Linked DNA regions of Homo sapiens: region 1 is linked to region 2. The links are chromatin contacts, found by Hi-C or POLR2A ChIA-PET in ENCODE. All regions are on one chromosome and are shown on one strand. Each heading gives the region's core, a stretch centred on a gene start or an enhancer-like site at or near the end of the contact. The rest is flanking DNA. Distances are from core to core; before and after follow the strand shown.

Evidence for each region. Hi-C counts contacts between places; a loop is a spot of excess contacts on that map. ChIA-PET counts read pairs that join two places held with the same protein, here RNA polymerase II (POLR2A).
Region 1: a map of OCI-LY7 shows a loop between it and region 2 (6-fold over the local background). The contact joins the enhancer-like site here to the promoter of PRKX in region 2. A Hi-C loop is called at or near these places in 1 of 168 maps with a recorded cell type or tissue (OCI-LY7). POLR2A ChIA-PET finds 5 or more read pairs at or near these places in 1 of 52 experiments (A673).

Annotation. Positions count from the first base shown.
Region 1 is chrX:3,141,105-3,144,581 of GRCh38, forward strand. No RefSeq gene overlaps it. Among named protein-coding and RNA genes, the nearest start is that of ARSF, 100 kb to the left of the region's middle. Within about 2 kb of position 1,672, at least 2 of the 41 ENCODE cell types and tissues checked have a DNase peak (open chromatin) inside an H3K27ac peak, as active enhancers do; they include OCI-LY7, where a contact is called at or near this core.
Region 2 is chrX:3,711,657-3,715,517 of GRCh38, forward strand. It overlaps PRKX (protein kinase cAMP-dependent X-linked catalytic subunit), which reads right to left and starts at 1,993. Exons shown (of 9, transcript NM_005044.5): 1 at 1,432-1,993. The coding sequence starts at 1,597. RefSeq lists enhancers at 87-216, 617-926, 3,258-3,861 and silencers at 1,097-1,376, 1,417-1,546, 1,567-2,296.

The DNA of each region.
Region 1 (3,477 bases), core at 422-2,921, 570 kb before region 2:
CATTTTGGATTCTCAACAAAGACTGGGGTTTTCATTTGTAAAGACTGTTAACTAATGTGCTCTTGAATTCCGTCATCCCTGCTGCCCAGATCTCCTGCACTGCCAAAAATTTAGCCAGAAAATCCGTGCGAGTCATCCTGCTAGTCTCCATAGACTAGAAATAAAAGTTAACTTGTTCCAAAACTTTTCTAATTAGATTGATTGAATTGTACTGTGCCTCAAAGTCATTTCTTTTCCAGCTCATTAAGCTCATCCTATAAAAACATATGACATTGTTCATATTCATTGCAAGTGGATTAATTATCCAGTATGAATTGTAGGTTCCAAATGCATTGAATCATATCATCATGGTGGGTGTAGTTTTTTAAAATCACTTCCAAAAGAGAGACATTTATTTTTGTCGGTTTCTTTGAGCCTCTCCTCATCTAAATGCTGTAAAGACAGAAAAAAATCCCGACACAATTTTTATAACTAGTGTAAGTATGTTGATAAATCCCACGATAATTCCCTCCACTGTTATTAGTTAAGAATTAAACTTTGTTATGCAAATGAATCAATATTGAGACATACATGTCAAATAGGGAACAAAATGTCTTAAAACTTATTTTTTCTGCAGAGTTTTCTTTTTCCAAAGTGTACAAAAGTCTATCATTCTTGGATGTTTTCTTAAGTTTATTAATAACTTTGAACACCACCTTTATCGATTTTTAGAATTGTTAACCAGGATTTCTTGACAAACAGGTTATGCTGATTTGAATCAGGCCATCAATTGAAAAAAATGCCTAAAGTTTTAATATTTAAGTGTGCTGAAATAAACTGGTGTCACCCTAAGTAACAGAGAAAGCCTCTGTAAAAGAAAAGATATTTATTTGGGAATGTAGCATTGCAGTGGAAATTCGCATGCCATAGGAAACTATGTGCATATTTGGTGGGGGAAGGAAGACAAAGATTTTTTGTAAGAGAAGTATTACTTAATTGTTTTGAAATAATTATCTGTGGCTACAAAGATCGATAACAAAGATGGGACAGGCACGGTGGCTCACACCTATAGTCCCAGCACTTTGGGAAGCCAAGGCAGGAGGATTACGTGAGCCCAGGAGTTCAAGATCAGCCAGGGCAATATAGTGAGACCCTGTCTCTACAAAAAAAAAAAAAAGAAAAGAAAAGAAAGGAAAGAAACAAAGACAGGAAAGAAAGAAACAAGCAAAAAATAACAAAGAAAGGAGAGACAAAAAAGAAAGAAAGAGAAGAAAGAAGAAGAAAGGAGAAGAAGAAGAAGGAGGAGGAGGAGGAAGAAGAAGGAGGAGGAGGTGGGGGAGGAAGAGGAAGGAGGGAAAAAGACAAAGAAAGGAGAGAAAGAAAAAGAAAGAAAGAAAAGAAAAAGAAAGAAAGGAAAAAAATAGAAGGAAAGAGGACAGACAGAGAAAAAAAAGAAAGAAAAAGAAAGACAAGGGTGAAAAAGGAAGTGTGTCTTTCTCAGGAGAGTAACAGGAAGTGTGTCCTGCACAGGACAAGAATAGAAATTGTGTGCTGCACAGGGTAGGAACAGTAAGTGTGTCCTGCGAAGAAGAGACACAGGAAGCGTGTCTCACAAAGAGGAGGAACAGGAAGTGTGTTCTGTACAGGGAGAAACAAGAAGTGTATCCTGCACAAGAGAGGAACAGAAAGTGTGTGCTGCACAGGGGAGAAATAGGAAGTGTGTCCTGCACAAGGGCGACACAGGAAATGTGTCCAGTGCAGGGGAGACACAGGAAGTGTTTCCTGAAAAGGGGAGGTATAGGAAGTGTGTCCTGAACAAAGGATGAACAGAAGGTGTGTCCTGTACAGGAGAGGAACAGAAAGTGTGTGCTTCACTGATAGGAGTAAGAAGTGTGTCCTGCAAAAACGAAGTGCAGGAGGTGTGTCCTGCACAGGGAAAGAACAGGAAATTTGTCATGCACAGGAGAGACACAAAAAGTGCATCCTACACAGGGGAGAAACAGGAAGAGTGAGTCTCATGAGAGTAACAGGAAGTGTGTCCTGCACAGGGGAGATAAGGAAGTGTGTCCTTCACACGGGAGACACAGGAAGTGTGTCCTGCACAGAGGAGGAACAGGAAGTGTATCCTTCACAGGGGAGATACAGGAAGTGTGTCCTGCACAGAGTGGGACCAAGAAGTGTGTCTCAGGAGAGTAACAGGAAGTGAGTCCTTCACAGGAAAGACACAGGAAGTGTGTCTTGCACAGGGGAGGTACAGGAAGTGTGTCTGTCTCAGGAGAGTAACAAGAAGTCTGTCCTGCAGAGGGAAGGAACAGAAAGTGTGTCTGCCTTAGGAGAGTAACAAGAAGTCTGTCCTGCAGAGGGAAGGAACAGAAAGTGTATGTTCCACAGGGGAGGAACAGGAAGTGTGTCCTGCAAGGGGAGACACGGAACGTGTGTCCTGCACAGGGCAGGAACGGGAAGTGTGTCTTGCACAGAGGATAAACAGGATGTTTCTCCTGCACATGGGAGTCACAAGAAGTGTGTCCTGCACAGAAAAGAAACAGGAAGTGTATGCCATACAGGGGAGAAAGAGGAAATTTGTTTTTTACAGAAGAGAAATAGAAAGTGTATTCTGCACAGGGGAGGAACAGAAAATGTGTCCTTCACAGGGGGACACAGGAAGTGTGTCCTGCACAGGGGAGGAACAGAAAGTTTGTCCCTTACAGGAGAGAAAAAGGTAGTGGCCCATGTTGGTCTCGAACTCCTGACTCAAGGGATCCTCCAGCCTTGGCCTCCCAAAATGCAGGAATTACAGGCATAAGCCACTGTTCCTGACCCTCAGATCATTTCTTTATGGCCAGTTTTTACTTGGAAAGGCAGGTGGAGGGAATTAGAGTTATATTTTTAGGTTTTATGCTTGGCTTTGGGGAAAAGGGGGTCTTGTTTCTAGGACTCGCCTTGGGGAGGAGGGTTTCTAATTTCTACCGTGCCTTGGGTCAGAGTGGGACTGAGATACTCAAGATGGCGAGTAAAGTGATGTCTGATCGTCCTCACTGCTACACTCCTACCAGCGCCATGACAGTTTACAAATGCCATGGCAACGTCAGGTAGTTACCCCATACAGTGGAAAAAGAGGAGACAGGAATAATCCACCCCTTGTTTAGCATATCATCAAGAAATAACCATAAAAATGGGCAACCAGCAGCCCTCAGGGCTATTCTTGTCTATGGAGTAGCCGTTCTTTTGTTCCTTTACTTTCGTAATAAACTTGCTTTCACTTTACTCTATAGACTCGCCCCGAATTCTTTCTTGCGCCAGATCCAAGAACCCTCTCTTGGGGTCTGTTTCCTGGACCCCTTTCCTGTAACAATATTTGTTCAAAATAAATCTCTTCAAATATTTTACAGACTTTGACTCTTTTCATTGACATTCCTGTGAGTCAGGGGTGAGAAAAATAATGACGTTTTTGGGAAGAGAGAAAAAACCTGTACCTGATGGAACACAAGGATTTGTTTT
Region 2 (3,861 bases), core at 743-3,242:
TGCCCCACCCTTCTTCCGCGCAAAACACACCCAGCTCTAAGATTAGACCAGGACAGCTTTCCGGGGGGACCAAGACAAGGGGGAAGGCAGAGAGAGAGGAGGGAGGGAGACAGAAAAACCAAGACCGGAAGGGGACAGGGAGAGAGACACCAAGAGACAGAGGAGGAGAAATGCAGAGAGACTTGAACAGAGACAGAAAGAGGGAGAGAGAAGAGAAACAGAGAAAAGAGAGAGAGAATGAGATAAAGAGGAGGAGGGAGGGAGAGGAGAAAGAGAGAGGGCCTCCTCCCACTCTGTCCTTCCAAATTCAGGCTTTCCTCGTGGGCCCTTCCTCAAGGTCTAAGTGGCAAAGAGGTCACTGAAGGAAGCTAAGTCCCCTCTTCCTCAGCGGTTCTAAAGGCCCCACTGGCTATGCCCGCTGGTCTTCCTAAGTCATAAGCTATGGCCTCGAGCCCTTGGGCTTCCCAGCCCAGCTTCCTCCTTTCCAAAATGAGGACAAACAGGAGTTAGAGGGCCTGAGAGCCGACGCCTCACCAACACACCCAGGACAGCCCCCTCTACTCTCCCATTTATTTTCTTGACAGCCAACACCCCACTTAGCCATACGGAGTCCCTAAGTGGCACAGGCGGGCCGATGACAACTGTTTAAATCCAGCGCCCACGTTCAGTTGGGATATTCTGACCCACTCAGGGCTGCTCCATAAAGCAGCGCGTGTCCGGATGCAAGAGCACCGAGAACTCGAAACCTCTCTGTCAAGCTGCCCATTCGGGGTTAAGTTCAAAGACAGAGGACAAAGGAAACGGATAAAGCGTCCGATACAAGAATTACCCATTTCAGAGGCACAAGACGAAGAGCACAGGCGGTGTCAGGACATGTTAGGATCCGTCCCCAGCGCTGCCGTCCTCGTCCCCACAGCGCCCCGGGACACCTGTCCCCCACAGCCCAGCTGCTCCTGCAGCCCCTGGAGAAATCTGTACATTCCCTGCCTCTGGGCACACAGGGAGGCTGGCCTAGGGGAGGCCTGCAGGGGTCTTCGCACCCCGCGCCAGTGTCCCTGGGGCCGCTGCCAGGGAGGGAGCACGAGGTCCCCCAGGCGAGGTGACCCGCAGGAGGTTTTGTGACGTCGGACGGCCCAGGCCCCAGAGTGCTGTGTGTGCTGGGGGTGGAGGGTGGTCTCCGAGAGGAGCCGTCGGCATTTCAGGTTAGGCACCCGGCCGGTCGGGGGTACTTGCCTGGGCTGGGGGGCTGGGGAGTGCGCTCCACCCGGGAAGACCCGGGGCGCAGGTGCAGCCCCGCACGGGGACTCCGAGCCGAAGTAGCGGGTCAGGGCCCTCCCCAGGAGGTCGGCACCCAGGGCCCTTTGTCCTACTACAACGTCCCGGCCACGCCGCGCGCCCCTGTGGGCCGAGTCCCCGCCCGCACTCACTCACCCACGGTGGCCAGCGTGTCAAAGTCCTGCAGGCTGTACACAGGCGGCTCCGGCGACAGCGCCTCAGGGCTGGGGCAGAGCGCGGGCGCCCCGTCGGGGGTCTCCTCCGCCACCTTGCGGGAGTCGCTCTCCGCCGCGGCCGCCTGGGCCAGCCCGGGCGCCTCCATGGGGACGCACTCAGGTCCGGGGCACCGGGCCAGGCCGGAGCGCTCGGGGAGCCGGGCTTCCCGGGACGCAGCCTCGGAGGGCGGCGCGGCGGCGGCATCAACAGAGGCTCCCCATGCGCGCTCTCGCCTCCTGGTGCGCGGTCCGGCGCGGCTGACGGAGCGACGGGGACAATGGCTGGGCGGCGCTCACGGCACAAGCAGCAACGGCCCCGAGTGGGAGCAGCCGCCGGCCTCGGGGGGCGGGCACCGAGTGCGGGACGACTGCGGGGAAGGCGGGGGCCGCGGCCCGGGCTGGGGGGGGCGAGGCGGGGGCCCTGCGCATTCCGGGTCTCGCGCCCGCCGCCTCCTCCAGCTCGGTAGCCGCGTGCGCGCTGTTGGGGCGGGCGGAAGCCGCCTGGGCGTGACCGCGCCTCTCCCCGCCCTAACCCGGCCGCGGGGCTGGGGGCGTCGCCTTCGCGCGCGCTCCGCCCCCGCCCCGACCCAGCCCAGGAGCCGGAGACCCGGGCGTGCGGCGCTGGGGAGGTGCCCACGCCCCCTCCGCGCCCGGGGCACCCCTGGGGTGGGACCCAGGCTGACTTCTCCTCGGGGACGCACTGGCGGGCCACCCGCGTCGCTGCACCCAAGCCCGGAAGATGGGGAGGCGAGGGGGCCCGGGGACAGGGAGGGCGTAGCTCAGCAGAAGTGAAGTTCAAAACTAAAAAGTGAAACTGGCGTTTGGTGAAGAGAGGGGCTCGGATTAGCCCGGCTAATTTTTGTATTTTCTCAGTAGAGACAGGGTTTCACCATGTTGGCCAGGCTGGTCTGGAACTCCTGAGCACAAGTGAACCGCCTGCCTCGTTCTCCCAAAGTGCTGGGACTACAGGTATAAGCCACCACGCCCAGCCTCTGATTGGCTTTAAGTCATAGAAAATAGGATTGCTCAGCTGGCAATCTGCATACAGATCCCCTCTGCCCTCCCCCCAAAAAGTTCAGTACTCCTGCGGGTGCTTGTTTGGGACCTGAGAGAATTTGGAATGAGGGCGGATCCCCAAGAGGGGCTGCCGGGTCTTCGGGATGAGTTCAGCGTCCTGGTTTTGCTGTAGGACTCTGGTGATTCTAGATTTCTACTTGGAAGGGGCGGGGAAGGGCGGGCTCGACCCTGTGCGTTTCTTTGCAGCTTCCTGTGGATCTAGAATTCTTTACAAATAAACATTCCTTTAAAAAACTAGGGAAAGACAGATTTGAGAGATCGCCCGACCAAATGTAGTGCGTGAAACTTGATTGGTCACTGTTTCAAACACCCCGGCGACAACCCTATAAAGAATTGTGCAGAGGCATTTCAATTTCAGAAACCCCAAAGATTTTTTTTTCCTGGCTTAAGTGTGGCTCAGGCAATAGTTGGACATACTTATATTTAAAACCCATATCCGTGTGGATTTGAAATGCAAATATAGCTAGATATTTGGTCACCCCTTTCCCCAGGGAAATGCAGACAGTGCTTAACTTGCGGGCCTGGCACGGCCTGGACGCTGCGCCCCTGACCCGCGACCAGGGCGGCCCAGGCTGCCGGTTCGCCGACCACAGTTTGAGCAGCAAGGGGTCAAACTGCAAACGCCTTTGTTTTGAGGGATCTCAGCGATTCTGCGATTGGAGGGGGTCTCCAGTCCCTCAGTCCGCAGGTCAGGGGGGCTTTCCGAGAGCCAAAGCGGCCTCTAAGTCAGAACGGACACATTTTTAGGGGGACCAGGCCGAGCCATCCTTCCACAGCTAACGGGGAGGGGGAGTCAGGAAGTCTGAACCTGGCTCAGGCTTTGGATTTCTGGCCCCTGGCTGCCAGCCTCGCCCAGCCTCCACCTGCATTTTGTGGGTGGCATTTCCCCCCGGGGGTGACACCCGCTCCCTATGCTCTGCAAAATCCTGAGCTGGAATGCAAAACATATGCGACACCAGCAGGCCCCTGCCATCCCCTGAGCCTGGTTAGGACAGGTCACGGCCCTGCCAAGCTTCACCAGCAAGCCGCGCAATCCCTTGATCCTGGTTAGGACAGGAAACGGCCCTGCCAAGCCCTGCCTGGCCGAGGGGTTCAGGGCCAGCAAGGAACGCGCACTCAGGAAAAGTTCGTGTCTCCCCGCGGAACGCGCGCCCTCTCCACTAGGGCCTGACCTTGGAAATGCAAGGCTGCGGCCTCATAAAGTCCTTTTAATCAAGGCCCGGGTTTCACACCCAATTAAGCAGATGTCCTTGCCTGCAAATTGCACGCAGGAAGAAGAACGTGGCACAGATTT